Regions from separate parts of the Homo sapiens genome. Here region 1 is linked to region 2. Evidence: chromatin contacts called from ENCODE Hi-C or POLR2A ChIA-PET data. All regions are on one chromosome and are shown on one strand. The core of a region is the stretch at or near the end of the contact, and the rest is flanking DNA. Distances in the headings are between cores, read along the strand shown. Region 1 overlaps SMG6 (SMG6 nonsense mediated mRNA decay factor). Region 2 holds the start of MIR22HG (MIR22 host gene).

What was found. Hi-C counts contacts between places; a loop is a spot of excess contacts on that map. ChIA-PET counts read pairs that join two places held with the same protein, here RNA polymerase II (POLR2A). Pooled maps may share reads with other maps.
Region 1: a pooled map shows a loop between it and region 2 (4-fold over the local background). The contact joins the enhancer-like site here to the promoter of MIR22HG in region 2. A Hi-C loop is called at or near these places in 1 of 168 maps with a recorded cell type or tissue (CD4-positive, alpha-beta T cell) and 5 of 50 pooled maps. POLR2A ChIA-PET finds 5 or more read pairs at or near these places in 3 of 52 experiments (HEK293, activated T-cell and activated naive CD4-positive, alpha-beta T cell).

What each region holds. Positions count from the first base shown.
Region 1 is chr17:2,281,202-2,286,163 of GRCh38, reverse strand. SMG6 (SMG6 nonsense mediated mRNA decay factor) reads left to right here. Exons shown (of 19, transcript NM_017575.5): 7 at 2,429-2,539; 8 at 3,305-3,517. Among named protein-coding and RNA genes, the nearest start is that of SMG6, 20 kb to the left of the region's middle. Within about 2 kb of position 3,668, at least 2 of the 41 ENCODE cell types and tissues checked have a DNase peak (open chromatin) inside an H3K27ac peak, as active enhancers do.
Region 2 is chr17:1,713,820-1,718,653 of GRCh38, reverse strand. MIR22HG (MIR22 host gene) reads left to right here and starts at 2,444. Exons shown (of 3, transcript NR_028505.2): 1 at 2,444-2,524; 2 at 4,640-4,834. It overlaps MIR22 (microRNA 22), which reads left to right and starts at 4,667; the gene lies at 4,667-4,751. It also overlaps a transcript of WDR81 not described here. RefSeq lists an enhancer at 1,656-2,297.

The DNA.
Region 1 (4,962 bases), core at 2,419-4,918, 570 kb before region 2:
TAATTCATGAACACAGGGTGTCTTTTCATTTACTTCGTTCTTTAATTTCTTTTAACCCTGTGTATAATAAGTTTTGCACTTCCTTGGTTAAATGTATTCCTAAGTATGTCATTCTTTTTGATGCTTTTGCAAAAGGAATTGTTTTCTTTTTTTTCTCTGTCTTTCTCTCTATTTTTTTAGACAGGGTCTTGGCCAGGTGGGGTGTCTGACCCCTGTAATCCCAGCACTTTGGGAGGCTGAGGCAGGCGGATCACTTGAGGTCATGAGTTCCAGACCAGCCTGGCTAACTTGGTGAAACCCCATCTCTACTAAAAATATAAAAATTAGCCAGGTGTGGCAGCACACACCTGTAGTCCCAGCTACTCGGGAGGCTGAGGCGGGAGAATTGCTCAAATCCGGGAGGTGGAGTTTGCAGTGAGCTGAGATCATGCCACTGCACTCCAGCCTGGATGACAGAGCGAGACTTCGTCTCAAAAAAGAAAAAAAAAAAGAAAAGAGGGTCTCACTGCGTTGCCAAGGCTGGTCCTGAACTCCTGGCTTCAAGTGAGCCTCCTCCCTCTGCCTCCTAAAGTGCTGGGATTATAAGCCTGAGCCATTGGGCCTAGCCAGAAATTGTTTTCTTAATTTCTTTTTTTTCAGATTGCTCATTGCTAGTATATAGAAATGTAACTGAATTTCGTGTGTTGATCTTGTATGTTGCAACTGTGCTGAATTCCCTCAATGGCTTTTTGTCATTTGAATTAAATTTTCTTTTTCACAGACCTCTGACCTAGATTCGCACTTTCTTCAAGTTCTTTTCCTCTATCCCTCTTTTTTCTGTCTGTCTCATCTTAGTTGTCTGTTAGCAACATTTTCCCAACTTTTCTGCCAATTCCAATCAGTCAGTCATTCTGTCTCTTCCAATCAGTGAATCTCAGGTATTTATTGAGAACACAACACGTGTACAGTAGTGCTTTTCTAGGTGCCAGGAATGATAAAATATTGACTTGCTTTCTTCCCTGAAAAAAAAAATGTGTTGAGAAAACAAGTGAGCTGTATAGACAGTGATGCAAATTAGACTTGATAAATATGTAATTGATTGTTAGATGCACCATTATCTTCTGTTCCACTAAGAAAAATGCTGCAAATTAAAATAAGACATAACAATAGATACCGATTGTAAGTTGTATCTCTGTTTTGGAAATTTTTTCATATGAAAAAATATTTTATAGAATTAATATAATACAGTCTCAAATCAGGTGAGTAGTGTAGATAGAAATTAGTATGGATTGGAATAATAATAAAAATAGCTACCAAGTAACTGTAATGGTGTGCCAAATATTCTGTTAAACTATATGCATTATATAATTTTAATCTTTTTGGGAGCCATATGTTGTAAACATTTCCATTTTGCAAATAAGGAAACCTCTCTAGGTTAACGTGCTGTGTCATACCTAATAAATGCAAGACCGAATTCAGACTCAGGCACTGACCTTAGAACCTGCACCTCTAGCCATGCCAGGTGAATATAAGATAGGAGTTTTGAAGAATGGGTAGACGCTGGGGAGAGAGAGAAGCTAGCATTTTAAATGTATTTTGAAACAGTTATGGAAAACATTGAAAATGTACATGAAGTTGGAGAAAAAGTGAGAAAGCCTTTTGGATATTCTTTCTGCCTTTGTTTCAATGTTTTCCTTTTTCCTTCTTTCTGACCCACTTCCTTTTTCTTTACTTCTTCTTTTCCCTATTAATTGCTTATAAATAGACTTGCTGAATTTCTTGAATAATATCCATAAAATGTTCAACTCAGCTACTTATTTATTTTAAAAAATTATCAATAACAATGGCAACATCATTGATTAAGTACAGTTAAGTGTGAGACAGTGGACAACACTTTGTAAACCTGAGGATACTCCTCCATTGGGTATTATTACTCCCATTGTAATGTTGAGGATATAGGAACTCAGGAAGATTATTACATAATAATGTAATAATCTTGGAGTCTTTTGTCCAAAGTTTCCGAGTCAACTCCTGGATTAGCCAGTATTTGGACCAAGGTCTGTCTGGCTTGTAATTTCGTGATTTCATTATAGCATACTGACTCTCTGATAAGAACAGGAAATATAAAGTGAATTGAACATCATGCTTTTTCTAAGAACAAGATGTAATTTCTGTTTATATTTTAAGAGCCTGTTTATTCCTTTCTCTCCTTATGAGTACTTGGTTCTTGGAGCACCTCTGCATGTAAGATATAATACTGTGCAAGAAGAGATCTGTGATGTAATTGCAATGGCTTCTCCTGTGGATAGCATTTCTGATTTTGTTGTTGGGATTCCTCTCAGTTTGGGAGACAGGCTGGGAGAGATAGTAGGGTTTCCTGAGTCAGCTGCCTCTTGCTGGAGTTAGGACGAGAATTGGTTGACTGAATGTCTCTGGCCTCTTTCCACAGAGGAGGAAGCTTGACGCTGTCTATTACTATATGCGCAGTTTAGCTGCCAGCAACCCTATCCTGACTGCCAAGGAGAGTCTCATGAGCTTGTTTGAAGAGACCAAGCGGAAGGTGAGTGGGGATGTGGCAGAACCCTTCCTTCCTCGAATAGTGCATTTCCCTGAGTGTTGGTGTGCCCTAGCTCTGCGCACCGGCAGGATCGTAGCCAGTGAGGTTTATCCAAGGTGCAGTTATTGCTCAGTGTCTGTGTGTCCTCGGGGAATGACTCATAGTGTCCTTAAATGGTCCCATCAGACTGTGCTGGTGGGTAGTTGGTCAGCCCCTGTGCAGAACAAAACTGTGATCTTCAGGAGAGCTTTCAGGGGCCCTTGGATGTACATGTACGTGCTCTACAGCCTTCAGTCTACAGAATTAATAACTATATGAAACAAAGCAGATGACACTCTGCTACTTTGGGACTGTGGTACAGTATTTTTATTGTCAAATAAATACCGGTGAGGTGAGGCTTTTCTCTTTGTAAGCTGAGTCTCAGGAAAGTCTGAGCTCATGTGTGTTTTTTGTTTTTGAGACAGAGTTTCGCTCTTGTTGCCCAGACTGGAGTGCAGTGATGCGATCTTGGCTCACTGCAACCTCTGCCTCCCGGATTTAAGTGATTCTCATGCCTCAGCCTCCCGAGTAGCTAGGATTACAGATATGCGCCACCACACCCAGCTAATTTTGTATTTTTAGTAGAGACAGGGTTTCACTATGTTGGTCAGGCTGGTCTCAAACTCCTGACCTCAAGTGATCCGCCTGCCTCCGCATCTCTAAGTGCTGGGATTACAGGCGTGAGCCACCACACCAGGCCATGAGCTAATGTGTTTGTATGTTATATAGGCAGAACAGATGGAAAAGAAGCAACATGAGGAATTTGACCTGAGCCCTGACCAGTGGCGGAAAGGAAAGAAGTCTACTTTCCGGCATGTTGGAGATGACACCACTCGCCTGGAGATCTGGATTCATCCATCCCATCCACGGTCTTCCCAGGGCACTGAGTCTGGGAAGGATTCTGAGCAAGAGAATGGGCTGGGCAGCCTGAGTCCCAGTGATGTAAGTTCCTGAGAATGATGCAATGAGCCAAACTAGCTCAGTAAGCCTGGGTGCCCTGGTTCATACAGCTGTGAGGCACAGATACTTCCCACTGATTGCAAGGAAGACAAACCACTTGAGGCTCCCTGATGGTCTTTTCCCTTCTCATGTACGCTTCCTTTATCTTTATTATGTACTTCCCTCTCTCACCACTATGTGTCACTGCAGAATTTAGTAAAAGTAGGATTAGAATTTTTTTTTTTTTTTTTTTTTTTTTGCTGCTTTTTGTTCAGCGTCATCAACATGATGCTTTAGGATTCTATGTGGGATTTTGTACTTATCTTTTCCTCTTGGTTGACCTTATATTCCGAGAATGAACTAAAGTAGCATGGATAGGTTAGTTAGTCTGATTTGTGATGGGCTTTCTATGGGATATCCTCTTATAACTCTTGGGCGGGGACTTTTTCCTTTAAGCCAGGAGAAATGACAGTAGAAAAATCACAGGCTTGTTTAGAAGATTTCTCCTCTTCATTGACTCAGTAAGTAATTATCGACAGTGTGCCAGTCACTAAAGATAACAGTGAACAAGATCTCTTGCTGTCTCAGTGCATTCTAGTGGAGGACGCAAGAGACTTAACATTGTAATTACTTCTGTTTTTGGGGTGCACACCCAGTATATGAGAGCACATAGCCATGGGACCAAAGCAGCCATTGGTCAATTGAAGTATAAAGAACAAGTAGGAGTTAGCTTGAGAAGGAAAGGGAGGTGGTAAAGTGATTCCCAGGCAAAGGAAATAGCATATGCAAAGGGCTGAGGCTGGCTGGGGGAGAGAGAGCACGGTAGGTGGAAAACTGCAGTGGCTGGTTCGTTGCGCCTTAAGGGTAAAATTCACCCAGTGGGTGGTGTAAGCTGGGGCTAGATGTTGAAGGGTCATATGATAAATTATTTGACCTTTATCCTGAAAATAGTAGGAAGCTATTGGATGCTTTAAATAGGGGAATAACATCTGCTCTTCAGAAATAAACCCTGGCCGCTTTGTAAAATGTTTGGAGAAGAGTAAGACTAGAAATAGGAGACAAGGAGGGTGCTGCGGTAGTTCCAAGTGAGATATGAAAAAGACTTGAACCAAGAAATGGCTTTGGAGGTGGGAAGAAGTGAACAGACACAAGTCATATTATTACAGTAGAATCCAAAAGACTTGGTTGAACGTGGGGAGCTCAGGGAGAAGAAAGAGTCAAGGTCTGGTGTGGTGGCTCCCATCTGTAATCCCAGCACTTTGGGAGGCCAAGGCAGGAGGTTCGCTGGAGCCTAGGAATTCAGTACCAGCCTGGTCAACAAAACGAGGCTTCTGTCTCTGTAAAAAAATTTTCAAAATTGGCTGGGCATGGTGATGCGGGCCTCTAGTTCTAGCTACTCAGGAGTCTGAGGCAGGAGGATTGCTTGAGTCCAGGAGTTCAAGGATGTC
Region 2 (4,834 bases), core at 1,195-3,694:
AGTGACCCTGACTCCCAACTCAGGATCGAGGCAAAATATTTACCTGGGTCTTCCCAGCACTTCCCAGCCAAAGACGCTGGCTTCTGGGGCCAACGTGTCCCACCTGCAGTCCTTGAGCAATTAGGACCCTTGCTATGGGGGGTGGCCATGTGGGCAGGGCACCGCCAAAAGCCAAAAATGGAGCGGCCCAGGGACCAGGTGGCAGCTGAGAACAGTTAGAAGTGGAGTGAATGCGGCCGGGCGCGGTGGCTCACACGCCTATAATCCTAGCACTTTGGGAGACCGAGGCGGGTGGATCACCTGAGGTGAGGAGTTCGAGACCAGCCTGGCCCACATGGCAAAACACCATCTCTACTAAAAATACAAAAATTAGCTGGGAGTGGTAGCGCACGCCTGTAATCCCAGCTACTCAGGAGGCTGAAGGAGGAGAATCGCTTGAACCCGGGAGGTGGAGGTTGCAGTGAGCCGAGATCGCGCCACTGCACTCCAGCCTGGGCAACAGAGCGAGACTCTGTCTCAAAAACAGAAAAAAAAAAAATAAATAAGGAGGTGGAGTAAATGGGCAAAAGCAGGAGGATCCCATCAGCAGACACCTGTCCATGGAGGAATAGGGCAACTTGAGTAGGAAGTAGGGGGCGGCTGGCCTGAGAAGCAGCGTTCTGAACCCCAAGTTTGCTTCCCATAGCCATTCCTCCTCCCCAGGCTTGGTCCTCGGGTTCACTGTACCCTCCCCAGCGCCAGCCACCATTCTGGACCTCCCCAGTACTGGCCTTCCCCTAGACCAGGGAGGGTCTAGACCACAGAGTCTGAATTTACTGTGCTAACAGGAAATACCTCTCTTTCCAAGCCCAGAGCCTCTGAAGAACTAAGGAGCAGAGCGGGGTTGGGGTTGGGGGAGACAGTCTTGGAGTGATGGGGGAAAAGAAAGATCATACAATCACATCCCCCACGTTCTTTCCTTCACCACCCATGGGAGTGGATAAGGGGATGGAGGAGGGTAAGCAAGGAGGAGGATGTGGTAACAGCTGATTCGTCCCCAGAGGTCACACTTTCCAACAATCAGCTGTTACTGGGGCGCAAGGCAGGAAGTTTCCTTAAAGGCGCAATGTCCTGAACGCAGGCTCAGAATTTTGGAGCTCCAAGTGAACCTTATCAATTACCTGATGGAGTGCGTATTTAACAGAAGGAAGGATCTCACCCTCCAGCCTCATCATTCCTGCTTAGTTACCCTCAGCCCCTATTTGGAGCTGAAGGAAAAGGCATGGATTTCAGTCCACATGTTCCTCTTTGGGGGACTTGCGGGGATTGATAAGGTAGGGCAGGTCTCCGGCTTGCCCCTTTAAAAACGCCGACCAGCAGCTTTTGCCAAGTCACTGGGTTCATTTCACTTTTTGCCCATCCCCCGCTCATCTAGACTCTGATTGGCCCCTGGGGAAGGAGCAGCCTGCTCATTGGTCTCCACCTTCGAATCTCTTCCCTAAGTAGGCCTGAGTCAGTGAAGAGCTTTGGAGGGCGGGACTGAATGGGGGTTAATCAGAGGATGCGATTGCTGACCCTTTGCACTTTGGCATGGCCCATCCCCTAATTTCTGACCAGAAGCCCTCCCTCTACCCTAAGGTGAGGACTGTGCTATGAATCTTTTGTTAGAAAGCTACCTCTTGGGAGGCTCTGGGGGCTCTTCTGGGACTGGGAAGAGACATCCAAGAAAAAAAGCCTCCTGTGGTTAGGAAGAGCCCCCAGGAGGAGTGGGCTGGGCGAGGCGAGCACCCTCCCTCCTCCAAAAACCCTGGAGAGCTCTCCAACGGCAGTCTCTGCTGCCCTGGGGGCTGACGCTCTGCCCACTCCTGCTCCTTGGTCCGCTCCACCTTTCCTTAAAGAGCTATAGCGTCCCGCAGAGGCCGGCGAGTCAGTTTGGGGAATGTCTAAAAGAAGCACTCACGACTCCAACAAGGAGGGGCTGTCGCCCTTTAAGGACTTCCCCGGGCTGGATTCCGAGCTCAGTTTAAAAATGCCAACTCACAGAGCGCGCTGGGTTCTGGGAACGACGGTGTCAGGCTGAGAACTACACGGACCAGCATGCATTGCAAACGCAGACGCCGTGGCTTTCGCCTGCTCTTTAGGACTCTCGTTTGACGTAGCGCTTTTCTAAGCGGGTCGCTGACGCGGAGGGCTGGGCCACACCTGTCCGTCTATTGGCCGGCTCCTCAGTGGGTGGGCGTGGCTTCGTGCAATTCCGCCCGGCAAAAGGGTGGCCTCCTTGCCAATCAGAGCCAGGGCGCCCGGAGAGGCGGGACCAGGGCGAGGCCCCGTCGGCCCCCGGGTGGGCGGGGCCACGTTGCCCAGCAGTGGGCGGTGATTGGCCCCGGGCCGTGCATTCGCAGCTCGTGCGTCACGACGCCGCCAGCTGATCGGAGCCTGGAGCCGGTGTGTGCTGGGTGCCGAGAAGAGACAGCGCCGCCGGCCGTGGGGAGCGGACGCAGTGATTTGCTCCCCCTCGTGCAGCAACCCCCACACCCAGCACCAGGTGGGTGTGAGCTGGCGACCCGGTCACGCAGCGGGGAGCCGCGGTAACGGGATGGAGGGTGAAAGTGGGGTCCGGGCGGCCACACCCAGCCCTTCCGGGAGGAGAAGGGGCGGCGGGGGCAGGGGCGCCTCGGGGAGAGGGGCCTGGACTGGCCGGGTTAGTGTGTCAGGAGCTACGAGGAAAGAGTCTGGGACGGGAGTCGTGGCGGAAGGGCTGGCGGAGTGGCGGGGGGCGGGGGGAGAGCCGAGGGGCCGGAGGGCCGGGGGCGGCTCACCCGGCGGCCCCCGGTCTGAGGATACAGGGGCCGGCCATCTAGCCTGGGGAGGGTCTGGACCCCCCGAGCGGGCGGCGAGGAGGTGCTTTGCCTCTGCCGGCGTTCACTGGGTCAGGGCCAGTTCAGCGCCCTGGCAGGGAAGGGGTCGCTGGGCGGGCCGGCCCCTCCTCTCGTTCTCTCCAGGGGATGTTATGTAAGGGGGGAGGGGAGAGGAGTAGGGGGCGGCGGTGCCGGGGCCTTATGCAACCCAAAGGTTAGGGTTTCACCGTGGTTGGGCGGGGGGAAGAGGGCAAGAGGAGGGCCTGGAAACTCTAACCCCCGCTCCCCAGACTAACTGGCCGTCTTGGGCCGAGAGAAGGTCACCTCTGCACCTCCCCCCAGCCTGTCCGATTGTGAGGCCCCTAGCCCAGGCCTGGCCCTGACTGCCTGGGAAGCCGGCTGGCTGGGTGGGGCGCCTGGGTTAGTCATCACTGGGCTGCCTCTCTCCCCACCTCTCGGCCAACTCTTGGCCCCTCCCCATGGCCTCCGGCGAGGCTGTCACCCCCACCTCCCTCCGGCCCTGGTTCCAGCCTCCAACTCCTTTGGCCTGTCATCCTGGCTGTCAGATTGGGCTAGGAGCTGTCAGAGTGCCAGAGGGTTGATGGAGCAGCTGGTCAGAGGGTCAGTGCCCTGGGCCCACCCCGCCCTGCAGCCAAGGGCACCTGCTTGGCACAGACTCTCAGCAGCTGCTGAGTCCTCTGGGTTGAACAGAGCTATCTCAGACAGAGGAAGGTCGGACGGAGTTGGACTGGTCACCCAGGGGAAGGAAGATACACAAAGTTCATGCCTCCCAAGAGGGTTTCGGAATTTGAACCGCACCCCGTATCCCCCAATCTTTCTTACCCTCTGAGTATAGAAATTCCAAGGCAAGACCGCCTTGGCCCCTCAGCCTGGCGTGGGCCATGCCCTTGGACTGAGTGTCAGCACGGACCCGCCCTCCCCAGCTCACATCCCCCGAGCCTGCCACGCCCCCAGCCCCCTCCCTGGGCCATGCTGCAGGGCCCGGCTTTTCCTGCTGATTCATGCGTTGGAACTGTGGGGGCGGGGCTTGGAACTTGGAACAAAGTTCAGACATGGAGGGGCCGGCAGACAGCCTGGAATTCATACCAGATGTACCCGGAATGCGCAAGCGGAATGCCTGGCATCTGAGAGTCCTGGGGAAGCTGCCCAGCCACCCTGCCCATACCTCCCTCCCCTCCAGCCTGTGGTCCCCTGCCCGCCCCTCACAGCCCCGGCCACCCTGCCGATACCTCCCTCCTCTCCAGCCTGTGGTCCCCTGTCCGCCCCTCACAGCCCCGGGGGCCTCTGCTGACCTTCTTTCAAACGCTAGGCCTCCTCCCTTCCTCACTCTTCCCCAATCCAGGCCCCCAGAACTCTCCTTCCAGCTGAACTCCCTGGGAACAAGTCAGTTGGGCTGATCACTGAACTCACATTTCTGGACCTGAGGTACCACACTTCTAGTACCTGCGTGCTGGTGGGGTGTGTCCAGGGTCCCGGGCCCCACCCTGTCTGAATGCTGAGGAGGCTGGGCCCCCAGGGGCCGCTAGGGCAGGGGAGGGTGAGAGCAGGACTGGGTTTCTCTAGACTCCAGTTCTGGAAAGAAGAGCAAGGGAAGTCTGTTTACAGCCACCTCTTGCTGCTCAGCGAGGTTAACAGCTTCCGCGGGCCCAGATCAGAGCTGCAGCCCTGCATTAGAATCTCAGAGGTCTACTGGGGCAGGACCCTGATGGCCAGCGAGTGGGTCAGCGTTGCAGCAACATGCCCTGCTCAGATCTTTCCCATTTTCCCTCCCTTTCCCTTAGGAGCCTGTTCCTCTCACGCCCTCACCTGGCTGAGCCGCAGTAGTTCTTCAGTGGCAAGCTTTATGTCCTGACCCAGCTAAAGCTGCCAGTTGAAGAACTGTTGCCCTCTGCCCCTGGCTTCGAGGAGGAGGAGGAGCTGCTTTCCCCATCATCTGGAAGGTGACAGAAATGGGCTGGGAAGGTCCGAACAGCAGG